2 separate regions of the Homo sapiens genome follow, and region 1 is linked to region 2. The links are chromatin loops, found by intact Hi-C in ENCODE. Cell type or tissue: GM12878. All regions are shown on one strand. Each heading gives the region's core, and the rest is flanking DNA. Links, peaks and the distances in the headings are about the cores only. Region 1 overlaps LINC02331 (long intergenic non-protein coding RNA 2331). Region 2 overlaps LOC105370504 (a long non-coding RNA gene).

Region 1 (8,346 bases), core at 68-8,067, 240 kb after region 2:
TCCTAGACAAGTATGAAACGTCACAATTTGCCAATAGGAAATAGATAATTTTAATAGACCAATAGCTATTAAGAAAATTGAATTCATAATTTTAAAACTCCCAGAAATCTCTAAGTCCAGATGACTTCCATGGATAATTCTACCAAAAGTTTAAATGAAAATTAACACTAATTCTACCACAATCTCTTCCAGAAAACAGAGGAGGCTGACTCTTCTGAACTCCTTCAGTGATCCCTGCATTACCTTGATATCAAAACGAAAGATGCTACACACACACACACACACACACGATCTACAGGTAAACATCCCTCATGAATATGGATGCCAAAATTCTTAATAAAGTATTAGCAAATAGAACTGAGAAACATATGGAAATAATTATATATGACCAATGGGGCTTATCCAGAAATGTAAGCTGGTTCACTACTTGAAAATTAATCAATGTAATCTACTATATTAATTGGCTAAAGAAGAAAAATCATTTGATAATATCAATCTACACACAAAAAAAAATTTAGCAAAATCTAACACCCACTCATGATTTTAAACATTTCAGAAAAATAGCAATAGAGAGAGATTCCTCAACTTGATAAGGAGCACCTACAAAAAAACCTACAGCCTATGTTGTACTTACTGGTGCAAGACTGAATGCTTTCTCCTCGAGATTGAGAACAAAAGAAGGATCATTTCATCATTTTTATTCAGCACAGTGATGAAAGTTCTATCCAGTGCAGTCAGGCAACAAAAGGAAATAAAAGGTACACAGAAATCAAAGGAAGAAATAAGAGTGTCTCTACTTAAAGAAGACATGATTGTCTACATAGAAAATTGAAAGGAATCTTTAAAAAATATATATTCCTGGGAGTAATAACTGAGTTCAGTAAGGATGCAAGATATAAAATAAATAAACAAAAATTGGTTGTGTTTCTGTATATTAGCAATGAAAACATAGCTAATAAAATTAAAAATATAATACCATTTACAGTAACTCAAAATAAAGAGACCCTTAGGAGTAAATCCGACAAAACAGGTTTTGAACTTACATGTTGAAAACTGTAAAATGTTGATGGAAGAAATAAAAAGACTAACATAATTGAAGAAATAGTCCATGTTCATGAATTGGAAAACTCAGTACAGTAAAGATATCAATTCTCCCCAAATTCAAATATGGATTAAACATAATTTCTATGAAAATTTCAGCAAAAAAGTGTAGGTATAAACAGGACTATTATAAAAATTTATATTAAAAGGCAAAGAAACCAAACAACTAAAACAATTTTGAAAAAGGAGAATAAAGCGGGAAGAATCACTACCTTATTTCAAGACTTATATAGCTACAGTAATCTTACATAGCTGTAGTAGTCAACACTGTGGTATTGGAAGAGAGACAGACATGTAGGTCAATGGAATAAAATAACCCAGAAAGAGACTTATAAAGTATGGCCAACTGATTTTTGATGAAATTGCAAAAGCAATTCACTGGATAATCTTTTCAACAAACGGTGCTGGAGCAGTTGGATATCCATAGGCAAAAATAAATAAATAAATATTAACCTAAATCTCATATATTACTTGGAAATTATTAATAACTTGAAATGGATCATAAATTAAATATAAAACATTTTTAAATAAAACTTTTCAAAGATAATATAGGAGAAAATCTTCTGGACCTAGGGCTTGATGAAGAGTTCTTAGACATAACACCAAAAGCATGATCCATTAAAGAAAAAATTGGTAAACTGGACTTCATCAGAATTAAAATATTTTGGTAAGACTCTGTTAAGAGGAAGGAAGACAAGCTATGGACTGGGAGAAAATATTAGTAAACAACCTATCTGACAAAAGACTAGAATCTAAAGTATATAAAGAACTCCCCAATTCAATATAAAACATCCAATTAGAAAATGGACATAAGACATAAAAAGTCATTTAACTAAAGAGTATAGATGAATGACAAATGCACACATGAAAAGATGTTCATCACTGTTCATGGAAGTGCAAATTAAGACCACAATGGGATAGCCCTATTCATCTCTTAGAACAGCTAAAATAAAAAATAATGCCAATTCTAAATGCTGATGGGTATGCAGAGAAAATGGATCTCTCATACATTTCTGGTGGAAAATAGTTTGAAAGTTTCTGTTTAAAATAAATATATAGTTATCATACAGCCCAGAAATTGTACTCCTGGGCATTTACTTAGAAAAATAAAAGCTTATATCTGCCCAAAAATCTATATATGACTGGTAATAGCATATTTATTTGTAATAGTAAAAATTTTCCTCAATAGGTGAATGGTTAAACAAACTGTAGTATATTCATACCACAGAACACTACTCAGAATGAAAAGGAACAGACTATTGATACATGCAATGACTTAGCTAGATCTTGAGGTTGTGCTGAGTAAAATAAGCCCTCAACAGGTTACATACAGTATTATTGTATTTACATAACACTCTCAAAATGACAGAATTTTAGTGATGGCAAAAAGTTATTGATGGCCAGGGCTAGGGATGGTAGAGGAAAGAAAGAAAAGTGAGTGTGATGAGAATTTTGTCATGGTGGAATAGTTCTGTATCTTAATTGTGGTGCTTACACAAATCTATACATGTAATAAAATATCATGGAACAACACATAAACTATCAATACTAAATGGTTTTGATATTGTACTATATGTTCGATGAGACCATTGGCAGAAACTGGCTGATGAGTACTTGGGACTTCTCTGTACTCTCTTTGCAATTTCTTGTGACTCTATAATTATTTCAAAATAAAAATGTTCCAAAATTCATGAGGATGATAAACTCCAAAGTACAACATTGATCTCAGATCTAATGAACAGTATAGAAAATATGAAGAAAAGAAGACAGTGTTAGTCAAAAATGTTAACCAAATCATGCGTTTTTCCTCTGGTCAAACTTAAAAAAGAGAGAATGCTTTAAGAACATAATTCGTTTTTTTTTTTTAACGTCATGGGTGCTACATTTTAAAGTAAAAGTACTTTTAGTTAAATACTAACCAATTTTAACAGTTGAAAGTAACTGAATATGGAGATTTGCCCAACTTATGTATTCTAAGAAACAAAGTTATTTCTAGAAAACAAGTTATTGGGGGAAAAGTTTTTTCTGTATTCTATTTCTTTTGTGCACAAAAAGGTTAGTAATATTATTGAACATGACACTTCTGTATATTTTCGTACATCAGCTTTAGGACGTGCAGACAGAACCAGAGATCTTTTTCAAGTTTGACAGACCCAGGGACTGATAACAAATTCATCTCTGCTTCTGCTTTACGTGACTGCCAAGAGATTTCTGGGTGTCACACAGCTCACTTAGTGAATCTGATTGAAGAAATATTTATAGAATGAAACAATCAGTTGAGAAAAGGATCATGTAATTATCACTGACAATGAAACAAACATGGTGAAAGCCATGAGTGATTTATGAAGGAATCCCAAGTGTATGATGTTGTGTTCTCACCCTTTATTTGTGTCCTCAAAAAAGTAATTATAGTACAGTATAATGTGACAGAATTACAAGTGGTCAGCAGAAGGAGAATGGGCAAATTTGATCGATTCTCTTCAGCCAAAGACTAACTCTGTGATATCAAGAGAGTTTAAAACTGTCTTGCCATTATTTTCACAAGCTATTCAAACAAAATGAAATAGCCAATACTTAGTTTTAAAAGCCCCTTGAGCAAAAGAAAGCCTTAATCATTTACTTTGCAGATAACAACGACTTTTAACTGATGTTTGCGTGTGGAGATTTTTATTTGCTGCAACCTGCTGAAGGAGAAAGCAAATTTAAACTCCTTGAGGCAGCAATTATTTCTTACAGTACATCCCCATAATTTTATTACAGGGAAGATGATGGAATAAGTATGCATGAGATGTAAATGGAAACTCAGCTGTTATTTCATCACCTTGAAAGCCATTCACAGTCGCCCACTGCCATCTCTAGACTCATGGCTTAAATACAAGTTTCTGAAGTGATTTTTGTGAAACAGCAATAGCATGCTGTTTCATTTTCTATTGCTGCATAACAAACCATCCCAAAATTTAGCAATGTAAAACAATCATTATATGATGCTGATAGATGCTGTCAGTCAGAAATTTGGGCAGGGCCCAGAAGTAATGGTTTGTCTATGCTCTACAAAGCCTGGGGACAGAGTTGGAAAGGCTCAAAGAATGAGGGTAACAACAACAGCTTGGGGCTGGAATCACTCTGGGGCGTCTTCATTCACATGTCTGGCAGCTAATGCCTGCTGTCATATGGTACCTCACCAGGGCTGCTAGCTATAAAAGTAGACACAATCTGTCTGCGGGTTTTTCTCCACGTGGGCTAGTTTGTGCATCGCCACAGCGTGGTCGCTAGATTCCAAGCACATGAGTTCTGAAAGAACAAGATGACAGTATTCAACATTTGGAATTTATACAGCTTCACTTCCACCATATTTTATTGGTCGGAGGAGTCAAAAAACCCCACCCAGTTCCAAATTCCAAGGAGAGAAATTACAGGTTTTACTCCTTGATGGAAGAAGAGGAAGCTTCAAGAAAAAATGTGTGGCATAAAAAATATTATTCTAGTGTATTAGCTTGTTCTCACATTGCTATAAAGTACTCGAGACTAGGTAATTTATAAAGAAAAAAGAAGTTTTAATTGATTCACAGTTCCGGAGGCTGTACAGGAACATGGCTGGGGAGGCCTCAGGAAAGTCACAATCATGGTGGAAGTCAAAGAGGAAGGAATCATGTCTTACATGGCCAGAGAAGGAGGAAGAGAGCAAAGGGGGAGGTACTACACACTTTTAAACAACCAGATCTCATGAGAAGTCACTTACTGTAAGGAGAAGAGCAAGGGGGAAATTCACCCCCTTGATCCAATCACCTCCCTCCGTGCCCCTTCTCCAACACTGGGGATTACAATTCTACTTGAGATTTGGGCAGGAACACAAATCCAACACATATTATGTGGCTATCTTTAGAAAATGCACTCTGCCACACGTTAAAATAATAAAAACAAAGAAAACAAGTGACAACAATAATTTCAGTTCTGCTTCTGAAAATATTTGGTATATTTTTTGAGAAGTATACAAAACTTCATATTATAGGGTTGTTGCAATGAAATTACATCATCATTGACCAGTTTCATGAGGGGGATTATAAAAATAAGTACAAGTAAAATTAAATAGAAATATAGAATTTAAATTATAATTCAAGGCCTCCATAGAAGAGGTTATAGACATAATTATCTTAAAGTTGAAAGGGACTCTTAACCTTAAAAAATCCGTCATTTCATTTCATAGAATTCCTTTAACAATCTCCAATGACAAAAAATTTACTACCTCCTAGAACAGTCCATCCCATCAAGAGCAATACTGGGTAGCTGTCACATGCCAGTGTAGGGGTAATAATAAGAGGCTTGTAGAAAAGATTTAATGTAGATTTATCTTTCAGAATGAATAGAATTTAGATAATTGAAAAGGAGAGAAAGATCATTAGCAGGGGAATTCTAAAGTGGACATACAAATTTAAGAAGTAAAAGAGCTATTTGGGTACAAGGAGAAGTTAATTGTTTAATTGTAATAGAAACATTTTGAGAAAAACCTGGAAGATAAGGCAACAAGTTGAGATCTAACTGGGGAAGACTTAATGCACTTTGTATTCTGTCCGATAAATAAGTTTCTGTAGTTTTTGAGCATCAGAGTAATAAAATTAAGATAATTTTAGGAAGACTAATCTGAGAGTAGGGATTAAAGTGAAACGAAGTGGAGGCAGGAAGACCTCCTACGTTTATCCAGGTATGCAGTGTAAAAAACCACACAGAGCCAGACATGACACTGATACAGCAAGTCACCATTTTCCACATTTCATCCTACTGCAGACTGCATACAAATTTATAATCTCCCAGCCATCCTCTTCTTTCAAGCATATTACTATTCTTAGATATTAAAACTCAGCAGTAAAGTGTTGGTAAAGTTTGGCCTGAACACAATATTTTAACTTAGGAAGTACTGTGACATCCTTTCAAATCAAATTTCCTCTTGGTCTTGAGTCAAGAAATATGGAAATTAACCCAGAAATTCCACTTCTAGGTATATATGCCAGGGAAACTCTCACATATGAACACAAGATGTGGATAAGAATGTTGGCGTGGCTGGGCGCTGTGGCTTACGCCTGTAATCCCAGCACTTTGGGAGGCTGAGGCAGGTGGATCACCTGAGGTTGGGAGTTCAAGACCAGCCTGACCAACATGAAGAAATCCCTGTCTCTACTAAAAATACAAAATTAGCCGAGCGTGGTGGCACATGCCTGTAATCCCAGCTACTTGGGAGGCTGAGTAAGAGAATTGCTTGAGCCAGGAGGCAGAGGTTGCAGTGAGCTGAGATCACACCATTGCACTCCAGCCTGAGCAACATGAGCAAAACTCTGTCTCAAAAAAAAAAGAGAATGCTTGTGACGGCCAGGTGTGGTGGCTCACACCTGTAATCCCAGCACTTTGGGAGGCCAAGGCAGGTGGATCACCTGATGTCAAGAGTTCTCCTGGTCAACATGGTGAAACTCCATCTCTACTAAATATACAAAAAAAATTAGCTGGGTGTGGTGGTGTGGGCCTGTAGTCCCAGCTACTTGGGGAGGTTGAGGTAGGAGAATCTCTTGAACCTAGGAGGCAGAGGTTGCAGTTAGCTAAGATTGCACCACTGCACTCCAGCCTGGGCTACAGAGGGACACTCTATCTCAAGAAAAGAAAAAAGAAGAAAAGAATGTTTGTGGCAACAACTTTGTAATTTTGAAAAAGTGGAAACAGCATAAATGCCCATCAACAGGAGAATGGATAAACTGTGGTATATGTATACAATTGAATACTATACAGTTATAGAAGGAACAAACAGGATCTACATAATTCAACATAGGTGAACCTCATAAACAAAACACTGATTAAAAATTGTATTGCAAGTGGACAAAGCAGTATGATAATATTTGTAGCAAATTTTCAAACATACAATGAAATACTATATAGCACTTAAGGATGAATATATGTACTAAAAATATAAAGAAATGCACAGGAACACCAAATACCAAATGTATGACAGAGATTACTCAGGAAGCAAGGATAGACATGTGGAAGTAATGACTGTGATTGGGGAAAGAAACACAGTGGAATTCAACTGCTCTGTGATCCTACTTTATTTCTGAAACTGAGTATTAAATATATTGTTTTGTTTTAGAATTCTTTATACATTTTATAAGTCTGAAATATTGCATGTGGATTTTTTTAAAGAGATGTGTAAATCACACCCTGCCAATTTCCCAAACCATATTCAAGCAGGGCAACTCTTCATCCCTTTGCAAGCCATATGGCAAAACTGGAGGGATTACAAAATCTCTGCAGAGATGGAGCTTGCAATGGCTCCATGGTGATAATGTCATTTAGAACCAAAGGTCTGGAGCTGAGGAATCAATCAGGATGAGGGCAGGCAAAAAAGAACAGGACATTTTTCCCACCCTTGGCAATATGAACTGAGGCCAAGTAGGGGAGCAGTAGTGTTGTTGCTCCACCAAACAACTGTGACTGTCCTCAGCTGTCCAGTGAACAGCAGGCTTGTCCTGTCTCATTTGCAGCATGTCTTGGGTGCTCAAATACAGACTGGGAGGATTGAGTTCAGTTCTTGGTATTTAAAAGGACTCCTAAAAGCAATAATAGACAAAGACTTTCATCCTCACTCCCACCAACTCCTCCCAATCAGAATTAGAAAAAAAAAAAAACACAGATCTGACTCCCTGCTTAAACCCTCTTTTATATTCCCATTAGTTTACAATCGAGGCCAAATTCCATAGACTAGCATTCATGCTATATAAGGAGGCCCTACTACTATGACCTTTACTACTTCTCCCTTCCCGCACCCCAGACACACTAGACTATTGACAATGCCATGCACCATTTGAAAACAGGAATCGTAAGTCTTTTGGCTTCTTTTTCCAGATTGCTTTAGCCATTCTGCATTTCCATATGAATTTTAGAATCAGCTTGTTAATATGCAAACAAGGCAGTGATATTTTGATAGAAATTACATTTGCTCTGTAGGTCAACTTGGAGAGTATTGACATCTTAAAAATATTGTCTTCCAATCCACCAACATGGGATGTCTCCATTTATTTAGCTCTTCTTTTATTTTTTCAATGATATTTTATTGTTTTCTGTGTATCAGTTGAGGTTCTTTTGTTAAACATATTTACTTAATATTTTATTTTTGACACTACTGTAAATGAAATATTTATTAATTTTATTATATTATTTCTAGTGTATAGAAATACAACTGATTGTGTATATTAATCTTGTATCCTA
Region 2 (8,346 bases), core at 286-8,285:
GTTTGTTTAATCAGAGTCCCCCCAAGGTTAGCACCTGCCATCCTACTGCCTAATTGTATGATGATCCTGTGTGGATGACAAGACCCCAAAGAACTGTATTTGCCATATTTTTCTTGCCTTCCGATGTGGATGTCAGGTCTATACCATTTAAAGATGCCTTTATTTACGAAAGGGAAATTGAGTTACAGACTTCCTGTTGTGAGTAGAGCTGCCTGGGGAAAATGATGGTAGAAAGGTGTTCTCAAGGAGAGAGCCAGAATATGTGAGCCCAGAAGCACTTGGGGTTTGGCAAACTTTATATTCTTTTTTTTAATATTTGGGGTTCAGCAGAGCCAAAAATGTATTTTGCTCAAAGTACCATTTTCCTTTCATTTTCCAAAACCGTGTATATTCTAGGGAAATTTAATCCGTGTATTTTGGAATCATTTAACTCTCATTCATCAAAATATTGCATGGTAAACACTAGATCTGGGTTCAAGAAATCTCTTGAGCTCTTTGATAAGCAATTTTTTTTCTTTGAACCTGGAAGTAAAAATTCTCTTTGAATGAACCCAGAGAAGTACAGAGCATACTTCTCAGATTATCTCCCAGACAGAGTGGGGAGCTTTCCATGTGTCTACTATAAAGCAATGATGGGAACAAGGCTTTCTGGGGGCAAGGCCTTCAGAAACAGACCTTGGACATATATGGGCTTTTCCATTGAGGACTTCTAGCACCCCATTTAGCTCAGTCAGACTTAGATCTTTTCTGTTGCAACAACAGCCCCAAGTTAGTTCCAGCCCGTGTCTTCTGAAGTGCTTCTGAACCCTACAATCTTGTCTTTATTTAAAATTATATTTTGCTCAACCTGGGGTTTTATACATTAAATTTTCCTTTGAAGTACGGTATTGAAATATTATTTGATTACTGAGTTTTTTGGTGCCCTCTTAAGTTTTGTGCCTGAAGTCCATGCCTCATTGGCTTTGCACCTGGGCAGCCCCCTCTTCTTCCTGCTGTGGCTCACTCCATCTGAGGCATACCAGTGTGCAGAATGGGAGGAGCATGGCAGTTGAGAAACTCTGCTCAAGCCTACTTCTGAGTTTGGTTCAACCAGGCTTTCTCTGCTTGGGGACCAGATGGCCTGTACCCAGTGTGTCTACTCACGTGCCCCTTCTCCCATATGTCTCAGTTAGTGCTGAGGCCATGGAGTTTGCAATTTTTCTTTGGTCAGGAGGTTGTCTGTACAGTGCAGAATAAGAATAGAATAAAGGCACCTGTTTCTGGGGCATAGCCTTTTCCCATCGAAATGATTACTTTAATCTCATACAGATTGGAAACAAGGAACATTTCATCCACTCTATTATTCATCCCAATGAACCAAAGGAATGGGAAAAAAATTGTTCTAGGTCACACAGAGTCTTGTCAAGATTGGCTTTAAATTCGAGGACTTTCTAGTCACAGTTGATGGCTTAATTGTAAAAGACACTGCCAGCAATGACTGAAGAGTGCCAGATCCTAGGTTCTGTGTCTTCTTAGGTGCACTGTGTCATTTAATCCTTACAACAATCTGAGGTCAGAACTATTATTATCCCTATTTTACAGATTAGAAAACTGGAGTTTACAGAATTTAAATAACTTCCCCAACATTACCCACCTAGGTAATAGTGGAATCCAGAACTTTCTCACTCAAAGCTCTGGTTCTTATTCATTGTTCTGCCCACCTCCTGTCATGTAATCCAAACATTGGGAAAAAAGGCAGTTTCCCCTCTTTTGTGGGGAATGCTGGTCACAGTGTTTTCCATATTAAGACACTGAATAAATTCTATAATTCTTTCATTAAAGTTTTGATTTCTACGGTTTTTTCCCCAGATTTTAAAGAAAAAATCCTCAGTGTCTAAATTAAAGCAAAGCCAAGTTCTTTTCCTTTCCCATGTCCCAGCTTTCACAATGCTTTTCTTCTAGAGTTCAGAAGCCAAGGGTCATCTAAGCAGCTGCCCCTATCTGGTTTCTGCAAGTCTAGATGGAATAAGACAGATAGCAATTTATTGTACATTTTTTGGGATGGGTGGAGAGATAGGAAGCTCTAAAGAATTCACATTCATCTGGCAACAACAAGAATGCTTGTCTGCTATCCTTAAGATCCAGGGTTTAGACCTACAAAGCATTCTTTGATAGCTCCTGCTCTGAATGCAGTGTGGACCCTGCGAGGAATTCCTAGCAGCTCTGCTCTGGTCATTTCCTTCTGGGAAGGCTTTTCACCTGGCCTCCAAAGCTCCACTGAGACCTGTCCCTAGATTATCTCTCCAATTAAGGCCCAAGTTAATAGACTTCCCTTATTTCTTAGACATCTGGTTTAGAGCTTGGTGCCTTGGGAATCGCCAAGTTCTGCCCTCATGTGGACATCCCAACCTTGTGAAATTCAAATGTGGAGGAGTTCTTTCACTAACAAGGCAGCTTAATGGGCCTGGGATTAAAAGCACAGCGGCCTGTGTCCAGGACTAGTTATATAAGAGAACCTCCAAGAGAGGACATGTTTTCTCCAAATAAATAAGGCAAAGAGGCTACACTCACTAGTGCCACAGCTGGGGAGCAACTGTGAGCAATGAATTTCTCATGCTAACAAATCCAAGCTCTTTGGAAAACAGATGCTGAGCGCTGGGACTGGCACTGGATCTCCCCTGGCAGGAACTGCAAAGATTCAGAGATGGAAGGGTATCTAGAAATCATTTGTTCATAAACACAGCTGAGGGACCGCAACCTGCTTTTATGCCCTGCCTGGGCTGCCCTGGTGGATCTCTTCCATGCAGTGTTTCTATGAGGAAGAAGGCAGACATGCAAGCTTTCTGCAGCCCACGCTGTACAGAAATAATTAAACAGTTTTTCTTAACCTCTTGAACTTTTCATTTATTATTGCCATCCATTATGTCTACCTTCTCAAATCGCAGAATCCCAAAACTGAGCTCTGGGGTCAAGGGTTTATTGTTTAATGGAGATAGAACATTTTGTAAATTGCACAAAGTCACAATGTTTATAATAGAAGCTTCTGGTGTACTGAATCTTTTCCATTTAACAAACAGTGAGCTTTGACATGTGTTCTTCCTACATAGCAAGAAATCTGGGGTAAGTGCAGTACTGGCATGAATGCATTACCAAATCCTTCCTGTAAACCAAGTGACATCTGCAGTCAAATAAAAACATTCCTTCCACCAAATACCAGGAAATTCTAAAAGTATCACTATTCTTCTAAGGTCATGCTAAAATGAAGTTTTGGCTTTTAGAACACAGAGTAAGGATGAAGAAGGCCAACATTTTTGTCCAATACACATTTGTTGCTACAAGTCCTTGGGGACAACCTCCTGTTTCAAATATGAACATGTGTATGGAGAATTATTCCTAGGATTTAACCTTCAAATGAAAAGTGTAAATATTTTAAGAAAATGTATTAATGTTAAAAAATATTTCTGTTGTCTTTGTTTTTGCTAGAATTTGTACTTTCCAGTCAGGAACGGATTTGCTTGAAACAAAGCAAACATCCTCAAAAATGTACCCAGCCAAAATAACCAATGTATAAATACTTAGGATTAACAAAATATGAATATTCTTCAGTAAAGAAACTTGACCAAGAATTGGAAGTCCTTGGGAAATAACAGAAAAAAAAGTCTTAAACCTAAATTTTTAACCCTTTGTGTTGGAGCTCTAATCAATATATTTAAAGGAAATAAATGTTTGTGCAACATATTCTCCTGCGTTTTTTGGGGGGGACTTAATATAAATTAATGCTAATATAAAACCTTTTGGACTATAAGTGTAGTTACTGAAAACCAATGTAAAAAGTGACATTCCATGAGTGATTACCATAACTATTTTCTTAAGTCTTCACAATTGTCTCACAGCACCGGATATATTTTTGGCTATTTTTTATGAGGTAAAAACACCTATAATACATACATTTTACATTTGTAATGGTTCAGGCAGCTTTCTCTGCAAAATTCTCCATTCCTGAACTTCCCTGGCAATGCTCACTTAATTTTTTTCTCACTGTCTAAGTTTCTAAAAGAATTGTGTAGTATTTAGTGTTTGCCTCAATGGACTCTTGCTTACTGTGGGCCAAGCAAGACCTCGCAGGATTCAGGCTCACCATTGCAAATTGGCCAGCAGGTGTCACTGTGGGTTTGGGTGGTAACCCAACTGACTACAGAAAAGAATGACTGATGAAGGGGAGTAATAAGAAAAGGAGAGAAAGGGAAATACAAAAGCAGGTTCTTAGAGGAAGAGAAAAGTGAATTAAAGATCGCTGATGTTTCCATAGACCTTTTCTCTAGGATTTCAGTGTTCTTTTGTACCACCTCCCTGGTTCTTGTTAGCCCAGATAGGAATTCACTTGCATAAGATCTGTTGATTCTGAGTTAGTCACTAAGGATAACTTCACTAAATAAAATAGCAACAGAGATGAGCAAAGTTGGGAAGAGCTGGATTCCTGCAGCCTGTTCCCGACTACTCAGGCCTTGCCTCTGGGCTTCGTTGCTGTACGTTTTTTTGAACCATAGGCCCCTTTGTTTAACCTCAGAAATGTACAAAGTCTCTCAGCTTTTAAATAGGTCATAGACTTGTGGCCCAGAATAAGATTTTGGCTATCCCTAACCGTTCAGTAGTAAAATAAATCCTACTGTTTCATTACTTAAAGGGGCATCTTGGCCTGGAAAGTTGGTCCTTGTATCTCTCAAAGATTTGGATTGCTCATTTTCAACAAAGCTAGCCTGTTCAAGTCACATCTCTTTCTGAGTGCATGGAATTTCTTAATAAATAAAATTTCAATTTGTAAAATTAACACATATTTCTTGAACACCTGTCAACTTTTAAGAATAGCTGGCCATAAAAACTCTCTGTACAACGAGGAATTCACAGATGGCCTAATTTGAATAACAGGCTATAAATTGATTTCTTTTTTGGCTTGATATGTGAAAACAGCATCCATATTGTTGGTGCAGAGAGCAGGCAGTTTGTTAAAAAAAAAAAAAAAAGGATGCATGACTTGACTTCTCCAAATAAGGCATAACGTGTGTGAAATATCTTAATTGTAGTCAAGTTCTGAAGAAAACAAAGCAGAAAAAGGCTTTAAAGAAAAACAGTAAGTTTTCTACCTTCTGGAGAACCTTTGTGCCACTGTAACAATTTTATTTTTTATTTTTATTTTATTTTATTTTTGAGATGGAGTCTTGCTCTGTCACCCAGGCTGGAGTGCAGTGGCACCATCTCAGTTCACTTCAGCCTCCGCTTCCCCGGCTCAAGTGATTCTCCTGCCTCAGTCTCCTGAGTAGCTGGGATTACAGGCGTGCACCACCATGCCTAGCTAATTTTTGTATTTTTAGTAGAGATGGGGTTTCACCATGTTGGCCAGGATGCACTGTAACACCTTAATGTCTTCTCTGTTCCATCTCACATCATGGACTACCATCACATGATGATGTCATGATACCTCATGGCTGGAGACTGGACCCAGGAGGGTTAGAAACAAAAGCAATTCCTCTGTTATGAACATCCTGCAGTTTATATCTGATTTTAATTTCCTTACCTTTAAGTGTACATACATTAAGTTTCTTAATGATCCTTCTTCTAGTGCTGATTCTAAAGATTAAAACTATAATGTTAAGAAAAAAGAAAAGAGGATAAATTTGCAGGTTCAAAAACATTTAGAAAACTTAACTACAAAGTATGAACACTTAGTTGCCATCTAGCTTAGTCATCTATTCACAGAGATTAATAATTCTGGAGGAGGCTGGTTTGGTTCCACAGAAGATGATACAAGAGATGGCTTATAACTCTTCGTGAAAGTTCTTCAGGAAATCCATGCATTCATATATATGCCCCCTTCCCAATTCTCATTTGTGTATAAGGATAGGTCATTAATGTAACATTGTTTTCTCTGGTGCTCAAAGATTAAGGTTCACTTTTGCTTAGGATTTCTGGCAGAACATGTAGGAATCATAGCAACAGGCACTACAAGCACAAGCAGCTGATGGGTGTGGAGTGGGAGAAGAGAAAGAGGGAAGAGGGGTGTTAAGGTATAAAAATATTTATCCAGGGTAACAGAGTATCAACAGAATTCCTTTCAATTAGATGTATACATCTGTGAGGAGTGGACTCCTTGGCCATTGGTTTATCCTTTGGAATAATGCCCCACCATTTCCATGACAACTTATTAGACAGTTAAAAAATAATAGTGAGCACAATTCTTTCTGAGCCACTATGCCCTTTGTCTACTATGACTGTTATTGCATCTGTAATCACATAATATGACTGGGTATCTTGTGTAGGTGTAAGTTATCTTGTGCACACATACTTCTGTGTCTGCTAAACTCCCCTCTCAACACACAAAAAGCCTAGTTTCTCTAGGATAGGAGTTGCATGTTATACATCTCAAATCCCTGAAAACTTCTGCCTTGGTGCAAAGCATTTGGTGGGAATTCAATGAATCTTTGTTGAATGAATGAAAATTATAAAGGATACTTTTGTTTGGCAAATGTTGGTATTGCTAGATTACTTTTATGTAGTCCATATAAATAATTCACTTCTTGTGGTTCCATATCCTGATGTGAAAATTATGCATTTACTGTGCTTTCATAGATATTAATGGGGGCTATTAAAATCTAGAGATTATTTCTTGGTTGGTGGTCTTAGGCCTGGCATTGAATGAAAAAGACTTGAAATAAATTTTAATTTGTAAAAAGAATAAGTCTCTATGTATTGCTTTGTTAAAGTTTAGCAGTTTGCGCACATGATTTTTTGTATTTATTTCACAAAGAACAACAAAAAGACACTAATTTTCCTTAATGTTAGTATTTAATATAAAAAAGAAAATAGAGTGGAGTATAAAGGGATAGAAACAACCCATCTGTCCTTGTGATATTTCCCCTTTAACATCAAATGTTTTGTTTAAAAAGTATAGTTTAAAAATGGAACTGTAAATGTAATGATCTAATTTAAAAATTTAAAGAAGGATTATATTTATGTGCCAGTACATCAGGTTTAGTTATTATGTACCAAATGCTATTATATTTCTGTTGGGAAAACATTTTTTAAAGTTATTTAAAGCATTATAGAATGTAGCAAATCAAGCCATTACTTACACTTTTTGGTGGAGGGGGCAGTGTAAGGAAAATGTGTGGAAAAGACTAATGTTTATGTATAATGATTTCATTATCATATTTCTACTCTCTTTGTCATCCAGGGTAAACTCAAAGGACATGTCATGAATTCCTGAACCACAATAAATCTGTGAATGTCAGACACCGTGTGTGGGTAAAATGGATAATTTTCTGACCTTTAGTAAGCTTTCACTAGAGCAAAGGAAGTCCCTCAACATAATGTTTCCCCACTACAAAATACTGGCAGGAAGCCAAAGTATGCCCTTTGGCAAATCTCCAGTCTGGATAGTTTTCCTGTAGCGAGAAGACATTCATGAATCTGGCTGATGCTGTGAATTTTTTTTTTAAGAGAGCCTTCTGGAAAGACCTTTCCAATGTGTAACCTGCTGAGGGAGACGCAAGAACACATTAATCATGGATTTCTTCAAAAGAAATGTGGGGCTATCCTGCTCTAATTCAACAGGCCCATCTTCCTGCTCAGTGTGAGCCTCAATACTATCACAAAAATGCTGGTAGATAACTTAGGCATGGATCTAGCTGAAAACTAAGGCTATGGTAAAAACAAAAGTACAATTTCTCATCCTCAGAGATAGGGTTTGGCCATGGTTGGCTTCCTTCTGAAGGACAAAACTGATAGTTATGGAAATATGGGAGTAAATATATTGTTTATTATTATTTTCCTAAGTTTATCCAAAATCTCAAATTATTTCTGTCACTGTTTATAATTAGACCCATTGTCTTTTAAAATTATCTCAAAATAGAACGATCTTAGAGAAGTAACGCATGGTTAATTTAGTCCTGATCAACCTTAGAAGTGAAATATGTTTCCCTTTCACCTTTATTTCATCACTTTCCCTACTGTCAATTGGTTTGACACTTTTAAAGAGTAGTAGAAGTTTAATTATTAGCTGTCCAAAAAACTTTTCTGAATATTTTCCTTTTCTCAGGTGGGTATTCAGAACATGATCTCTCCCCTGTCAACACAAAAAGAAACAAAATTAAGGACCTCTCACAAGTGCTTAGGTAATCTTTAAGCCTTTTGGTAGGTTTAGGACATTTCAGAATCACCTTGGTCTTATCAACCAATACAATTGCTGAGATGATTTTCACATGTGCTCATGAATAATCTCCTATCTTTTGAAAATGTCAGAATCAAATAAAAAACACTGAGATCCACAAATGAATTACTGTCCTAGCATAGGCCCACTTCTGGAGAGAATCA

Evidence for each region. A loop is a pair of places that touch in the nucleus more often than their neighbours do. Peaks named below come from ENCODE experiments on the same cell type or tissue, not always from the same donor. Only the 100,000 strongest peaks of a DNase experiment are listed, where the experiment ranks them.
Region 1: a loop joins it to region 2, with 3 times the contacts of the local background. A loop is called at or near these places in 3 of 110 quality-filtered maps.

What each region holds. Positions count from the first base shown.
Region 1 is chr14:53,776,078-53,784,423 of GRCh38, forward strand. All of the region lies in intron 3 of LINC02331 (long intergenic non-protein coding RNA 2331), which reads right to left. Among named protein-coding and RNA genes, the nearest start is that of LINC02331, 71 kb to the right of the region's middle. In GM12878, for the core only: a CTCF peak has its summit at 3,962; no DNase peak of the experiment used is centred there.
Region 2 is chr14:53,535,543-53,543,888 of GRCh38, forward strand. All of the region lies in intron 2 of LOC105370504 (a long non-coding RNA gene), which reads left to right. Among named protein-coding and RNA genes, the nearest start is that of LINC02331, 310 kb to the right of the region's middle. In GM12878, for the core only: CTCF peaks have their summits at 4,135 (motif pointing right) and 7,487; a DNase peak (open chromatin) is centred at 4,189.